2 separate regions of the Homo sapiens genome follow, and region 1 is linked to region 2. The links are chromatin contacts, found by Hi-C or POLR2A ChIA-PET in ENCODE. All regions are on one chromosome and are shown on one strand. Each heading gives the region's core, a stretch centred on a gene start or an enhancer-like site at or near the end of the contact. The rest is flanking DNA. Distances are from core to core; before and after follow the strand shown.

Region 1 (3,678 bases), core at 1,030-3,529, 470 kb before region 2:
AACTCCCCACCCCTAACTGAAAAAAAAAAAATCAAAAGTGGTTATCTTATATTAATATAAATATGAAGAAAACAAATAATTTGAGATTAAGTAAATGATATATATCCTGAGTAATTTAAAATACCCTATTCTACTTTAGACATAATAACATTTAGAAACCTATTCATTTTGGTTCCTGCGGGGCCTTGGAACACATACCTTAAAAAAAATCCCACCAATAGAATGTTACTTATATATATTCCTGAAAAAAAATGTTTCCTCAAAACTCTTCTCCCAATTTAAATTCTAAAATGCATGACTTGAAATTTATGTTTATATTTCTAGTATCTATATCTATAAAGTTGGAAATCAGTTTTTCAAATGACTCTGAACAAGCCCTCAGAAACTAAAGAGCATATTTAAACTTTCAGATTTATAAGTGTTATAACAAGTTTAATCACTTAAGTCTGTTAATGATTTATAGTGAAAACAACTCAAACTTCCGGTCGGTCTAGTTTTAACTCCTCTTAATTTTACACATTGTTTTATGAGCCCCAAAGGGTTAGGTAGGCATCTTACGGATCACTCCATTGCTAGCACCTCCCACAGCCTCTGTGGTGTGCGGTAGATGCTGTCTGATCTGAACTCACATGGAAAATTCAGCTGCGAATATTTTTACGCAACAGCAAAAACAATCAGCCTTTTTCATATCAAGGTGGGGATTGAGAAGCTAAATGAGAACATTAGGGGCATAAAATTAGTCTGCTTTAACTTTAATAACCAAACGGTGATTGGAAACATACAAACTTTGTGTTTGCAGGAATGAGGGGCTGGGATCACTAAGACTTAAAGGGTTTTTCTCCCCCACCCCGCGACCATGAGCACACAGCAAAACTAATAAAATTATGACCCAGAATTAAAAGGTCGCATTCATTTTCAAAGCATTCATTTAAAAGTACAGAAGCGTTCTTTAAAAATGCCCACATTTTTAAACATAGCAAGAATGTGGCTACCAAATATTAATCCTGAGGAATATGAATACACATTTACCTTCATAATTACACCCAGCAGGTCAAATGTTAGCAAGGCCAACTGACCGAAATCACAAAGACTGATTGAAAATGACCAACAGAAAGTGTCTGTCCGGCTTGGGAGCCCCGCTTGTTCCCAGCCCAACCAGTGGTCAAACATCTGCAGGCAAAGAAATCTACACGCGCCAGCCGGGTATGGCAGAAATCAAACTTTTCCAAATAAGTTAGTTCCGTCTTGCCAATCTACACCCAACAGGTGTCAATACATGTCACCAGACAAAAATCTGGCGAGCCAGGTCTAGAGAAGCAATAGATGGTTGGCAGAGAAGCTGAAACGACTCGACCTCTACCAGGGTAATGAAAGCAAGTCGGGCCACTATTCTGACTGATCACTTGGCAGTGGGGTGGAGGGGTATGGAGATGGGAGAATCCCTGGATGAAGATCGGAAGGAGCGTGGAGATGTCCCGCCACTGGTGACGCGGGGGGATTTCGGAGCATAGTCCCCGCACTCTTTCACGACCCCCGACCCCTGATCCCCGGATTAGGACGGCAAGGGAGTGCGGCGATCAAGGCTGGGAGACCGCGGAGAGAAGGCGCGCGGTACCTGCTTGTCCAGCGCGTCTCGGACGCCTCCCTGCCCGGCGCCGGCCCTGGGTGGCGCGGGCGTTCGTTCGCAGCTGCAGCCCTCCAGGAGGTACATGCCCGCCGGGCGGCAGCTCTGCTCGCCCTCGAAGTAGAAGAGCACATTCTGGTAGAGGGCGAACCACTTCTCGTGCCAGCGGCTCGCCTCGGCCGTCTTCTTACTCAGGAAGCCGCGCTTGGTGCCCTCCTTGCGCGCCAGAAAGGCCAGGTACAGGGCGTGCCCCTCGTTGTAGCGCACGCTCTTCTGCATGGTGCGGGTGCGGAGGGCTCACGGGTGGCCGCCGGTCTCACCCCTGCCTCGCGGCCATGGCCCAGCTGGCTCCCTCGAGGGCGCGACCGCTCAGGTCCCGGCCGGCGAAGGGCGCCCCCTTTCCCCACGCCGCGCGCAGGGCACCCCGCCCGCTTTCGGGAGGCCGCGGCGCGCGGTGGCAGGGGCGCGGGCTGGGGCCGAGGCACGCTCTCCGCCCTAACCACCACCCTCCCGGCCGAGCCCCCGGAGCCCCCCAAGCCCCCAACGCCCGCGTGGAGCGCGGCCCCGCGAGGGCGCCCGAGCCGGCCGCCGCTTCGCCCAAAGTTGCGGGAGCCGAGCCCCCGCGGCGGGCTGGGGCGGCAGCCGGGGAAGGACTGTCCTCGGGCAACGCGCTCCGGGAGACAGAAGGTAAAACGTCACGTGGGAGCTCAGCTGTAATCGGCTTGGAGACCGATTTAAAGGGCAAAGTCGGCGCGGCGCCGGCGGTGGCGCAGCCCGCTTGCCCCGGCTCGCGTCCCTCCCTCGCCCGCCCCGGCCCGGGCCGCTGCCTCTGCTCGGGCGCCCGCCGGGATGGGGCGGATCAGGGAGGTGGAGGCGCCCGGCCGCACCACACACCCGCTCACACGCGCTCGCACACTCGCGCACAACGCGCGCACACACACACGCACACCCACACACACGCAGACCAGTACATTCACCCAGATCCACAATGCACACACTCAGACGCACAAAAATACACTCACAAATGCACACAAACACAATGCGCGCACATATGCACAAAAACACACGCGCACACACTCATGACACACAAATACACATTCTCACAACGCTCACACTCAACACACAGTCACAACGCACAAATGCATATAGACAAATACACCCACAATGTGCGTTCCCGCGCACAAAAATAAAACCCACATTCAGATACACACTTAAGGAGCTACACACATGCACGCAGTGATATGCTCACTTACACACACATTCACACACAACCCACACATTCACTCAAACCCACATTCAAACATACATTCATACACACATTACACTCATACAGTCACACAAACAGCACACATATACTCACACGTTCACAATCATACAGACTCATAAGCAGATAATCAAACACACACACAGATGAACACACATGTACATTCACAAATTCATCCAAAAATACACACAAAGCACTCACACACGTATTCGCACGAATCCACACACTTTCACAAACCCACTCACACATACACACACACTCACATGCCACATCCATAAGTACGTTCCCATGGCAGTAGGTAGAGTCACAGAGTGGCTTTGCATAGCCCGCATCCTTGGCTTTTCTGCTTGTACCTGCATTGTAGTATTTAAAACTGCCGGTAAAGGTTAAGGAGAGTGGCCCAAGTGTTCCCGGAAAGGCATCAGATGCCGAAGTTCTTTCGGAATGCCTGTTATTTCACAGTGGTAAGATGCTAAATTTTAAGTGCCGAGTTTTCAACCTGGAAAAAAATACCCAAATAAGGGACACTTTGCTGCCCAGGGCAGAATCCAACCCCAAAGGCCAGCTGTCACAGGCTCATCGTTTGTAGGACTGGATTCATTTGATTAACAAATCTGACAGGTACAACCAGAAAACCAAGAGCCACCCCCCCGCCCCAACCCCATGCTGTAAAAATGTAAGTGGAAAAGAAATAATGTAGCCAGCAGCTGTGAGAGAAAGCCAGTGAAACCCCCGGGGAGGGCCTATATTTGATTCTGCTATACACATTTTTTATTTTCCCCAGTCATTT
Region 2 (3,543 bases), core at 153-2,652:
TGTAAGTCTTGAGTGTGAGCTTTGTCCCAGATTTGTTTGGATTCTTAGGAAAACTAGGCATTAAAAGGATTTATACTGAGAAGAGCACAAGGGTTAAAAAAGGAAAACTCTGGTCTGAAAAAATGTTCTACGGAGGTTTAGCACAGATCTTAAAAAAGAGAGAGAGAAAAAAGTTCACATCCTTTGATCCAGTAATTTCAGTTACAAGAATCGTGTCCAGGATAAAAACAAACCAAAAACATAACTGAGGAAGAACAATGCAAAAATGTTCATTACAGAATGAATTCTAACAAAACAAAACAAAACAGGAAACGACTGATTAACGTTCAACATTAGGAGACTGGTTAATTACAATATAATTGTATACAATATAATTGTATAAAACACTTCAGTCATTCAAAATTATGTTTATAAAAACCTTGGTGACATGGGATAGTATAAGATGCAGGATTTTAAAAATTATGTTTACCATGACCTTAACTCTATTTTTAAGAGTCAGGGTTGTTAGAAAATACCAAAAAGTTAGTAGTGGTGCCTGTGGGTATCAGCATTTGGGGGATTTTTTTTTCCTATTTCCCTATACTAATATACTTTATAAATGTTCTATAATGGCATTTATCAGGACCTGGACATTTTTCGCTTACACACACATTTTATTCCAAGATTCTGTAAACTGTGCATCGATTCAGAAGAGAACCTGTATTTATACAGCCTGCTAGTCAGAATGGTGAAAGCGTGTATTATTTTTACAATTAGGGAAAAAAATCTAAACTGAAGAAAGAACGCGTCACTGACGTTGTCTCATGCCACTACTTAAGTTTACAGAAAAGATACTGTAACCTTCAAGAGCGGAACTGCTGTCCCGCGAGTTGAAGCACCTGATTCCAAGGGGAATCAAGCGAGCCGCACACTCTGCCAGCTTTCCAGGCAGCGCGCTCAGCAGCGGGACTATGCCGGGCCCGGCCCAGTCCGCATTCCCAAACCTCCCCCAGCTTTCAAAGAGGAACCTACTGACCCAGACCGCCCCCATACGGTCGGCTGAAATTAAGGATTAGGGAAACGTCACATTCCTTTCTTTCCAACCCAGACCTCAAAAGACACTGACCCTGCCATTCTCGACCTCCCCTAACGCCTGTCCCTTAGAGCCCACCCGGCAAACCAAGGTCCTTGCCAGGCGATCGCGGGCGCGCCCCGAGTGCAGAGCGGGCTCCAAGCCCAGCCGCCCGGTTCTGCGCGGCGCGCTCCCAGGTCCCTAGCAAGGAAGACCGCGGGAGCCCGCAAAGGGAGGGTACGGCCGGCGGAGCCTCTCAAAGCGCCCCACCTCCAGGCAGAGGCCGCGCGCTCGGCGCTTACCTGGGCCTCCAGCGGATGCTGCCATGGTGACGACGCCCGCCGTCCGCGCAGGCGCCCAGGCTGGCGCCCCTGCTAACCGGGCACTGGTGGCAGGGAAATTCGACTCCACAAACCACAGGCCTCGGCGGGGGAAGAGCCCGGCGGGCGCCAGCGAAGCGGAACCAAACGGAGCCGCGGCACGCAGGCGCAAAGGCTGGCGTTCGAGGTTCGTTTACGCGCCGCTTCGCCGTGCAGGTGGTGGCGAAGCGCTCCTCCGAAAGGTTTCGGAAGCTGGTGGTAGCTCTGAAGATAACGCTGCGTTAGGGCATACTGCGGCGGAGGATGGAACTCCGATTGAAAGCAGTTGCTGGAGTGGAGCACGAATTTCAACAGTTGGGTATATTTTCTTTTAAATGTTAGTAATATCCTAAAAGGGTGTGGAATCATTACTGATAAAAATCAGTGTTTCTGGCCGGGCACGGTGGCTCAGGCCTGTACTCCCAGCACTTTGGGAGGTCGAGGTGGGCGGATCACTTGAGGTCAGGAATTCGAGACCATCCTGGCCAACATGGTTAAAACCCGTCCTTACTGAAAATTTAAAAAATTATCCTGGCGTGGTGGCGCGCGCCTGTAATCCCAGCTACTCGGGAGGCTGAGGCACAAGAATGGCTTGAACCGGAGAGGTGGAGGTTGCAGAGAGCCGAGATCGCTCCACTGCGCTCCGGTCTGTGCGATAGAGCTAGACTGTCAAATAAATAAATAAATAAATAAATAAGTTTTTGTACAAAGTTACCGAGCTGATAACTTGAAGTTTTCTCTCCCCTTCTGTCTCTCTACCAGTGTTCACTCAGAAAACGCTCTCAGCAACTGGGTCCTCCCATCCACTGTCTTTCTAGCCCTCCTTAACTCATTACTTTTTGAAGCCAAACTAGTGATCAGAATTAACAACAAAGCTCTGCCATTTTCAGCTTCTGTGACCAAAAAACTCAATCTGCCAGTGGTAGAGTTAGGATAACTAACATCACCTGACACGTAATACAAAGGGGAGTTATTCTTGCCCAGCCTTTCAGATAAAATATTTTTCATCACTCCAAAGCAATCACTCTCCATTTACCCCCTTCCTACCCCCAGGCAACAACTCATCTACTTTCTGTCTCATGAATTTGCCTATTCTGGAATTTCATGTAAATAGAATCACAGACTGTATGTATGATCTTTGTAACTGGCTTCTTTCACTTAGCATGTTTTCAAAATTCACCCATGTTTTAGCATGTATCAGTACTTCCTTCCTTCTTATGCTGGAATAAATTCCAGTTTGTAAATACCACATTTTATGTGTGTCCATTCAACAGCTGAAGGACATTCGGGTTGTTTCTACATTTTGTCTTTTATGAATGCTGCTGCTGTGAACATTCATGGACAAGTTTTGTGTGGACGTATATGAATACATTCCTGTGTGCATATCTGTGTACATACCTAGGAGTGGAACTACTTGTTCATATAGTAACTGTTTAACTGTGTGAGGAACTGCCAGTTTTGCAAATCAGCTGTACCATCTTTCATTCCCACCAGCAATGTATGAAGATTCCAATTTCCCCACATCCTTACCAGTCAGTACTTGTTGTTATGTTTTTTAAATTATAGCCATCCTAGTAGATATGAAGTACTACCTCATTATCTTGATTTGTAGTTCCCTACTAATAATATTGAGCATATTTTCAGGTGCTATCGGTCATTTATATATTTCCTTTGGAGAAATGTCTTCTCAAATCCTGTGCTCATTTCAATTGTGAGAATTCTTTATATAGTCTCAATACAAGTCCCTTAACAGGTAATTTGCAAATATTTGCAATATTTTCTCCCGTTGTGCAGATTGTCTTTTCACTTTCTTGATGGCATTGATTGCAGTACAGGTCTTTTTTAAAAAACTTGTTTTTCTTTTTTTTTAGATGAAGTCTCACTCTGTTCCCCCAGGCTGGAGTGCAGTGGCACGATCTCGGCTCACTGCAACCTCCACCTCCCGGGTTCAAGCGATTCTCCTGCCTCAGCCTCCTGAGTAGCTGGGATTACAAGCACGCACCACCACGCCTGGCTAATTTTTGTATTTTTAGTAGAGACAGGATTTCACCATGTTGGCCAGGCTGGTCTCGAACTTCTGACCTCAAGTGATCCACCCGCCTCAGCCTCCCAAAGTGCTGGGATTACAGGCGT

The links. Hi-C counts contacts between places; a loop is a spot of excess contacts on that map. ChIA-PET counts read pairs that join two places held with the same protein, here RNA polymerase II (POLR2A). Pooled maps may share reads with other maps.
Region 1: a loop to region 2 is called in a map of endothelial cell of umbilical vein, with 2.9 times the contacts of the local background. The contact joins the promoter of RASGRF2 here to the promoter of FAM151B in region 2. A Hi-C loop is called at or near these places in 1 of 168 maps with a recorded cell type or tissue (endothelial cell of umbilical vein) and 6 of 50 pooled maps. POLR2A ChIA-PET finds 5 or more read pairs at or near these places in 1 of 52 experiments (activated CD4-positive, alpha-beta T cell).

The regions. Positions count from the first base shown.
Region 1 is chr5:80,958,964-80,962,641 of GRCh38, reverse strand. It overlaps RASGRF2 (Ras protein specific guanine nucleotide releasing factor 2), which reads right to left and starts at 2,279. Exons shown (of 27, transcript NM_006909.3): 1 at 1,616-2,279. The coding sequence starts at 1,903. It overlaps RASGRF2-AS1 (RASGRF2 antisense RNA 1), which reads left to right and starts at 1,735. Exons shown (of 4, transcript NR_105015.1): 1 at 1,735-1,861. RefSeq lists an enhancer at 1,455-2,176.
Region 2 is chr5:80,485,959-80,489,501 of GRCh38, reverse strand. FAM151B (family with sequence similarity 151 member B) reads right to left here and starts at 1,402. Exons shown (of 6, transcript NM_205548.3): 1 at 1,354-1,402. The coding sequence starts at 1,378. It overlaps FAM151B-DT (FAM151B divergent transcript), which reads left to right and starts at 1,556. Exons shown (of 3, transcript NR_172938.1): 1 at 1,556-1,724. RefSeq lists a silencer at 838-1,132 and enhancers at 797-1,296, 1,297-1,798.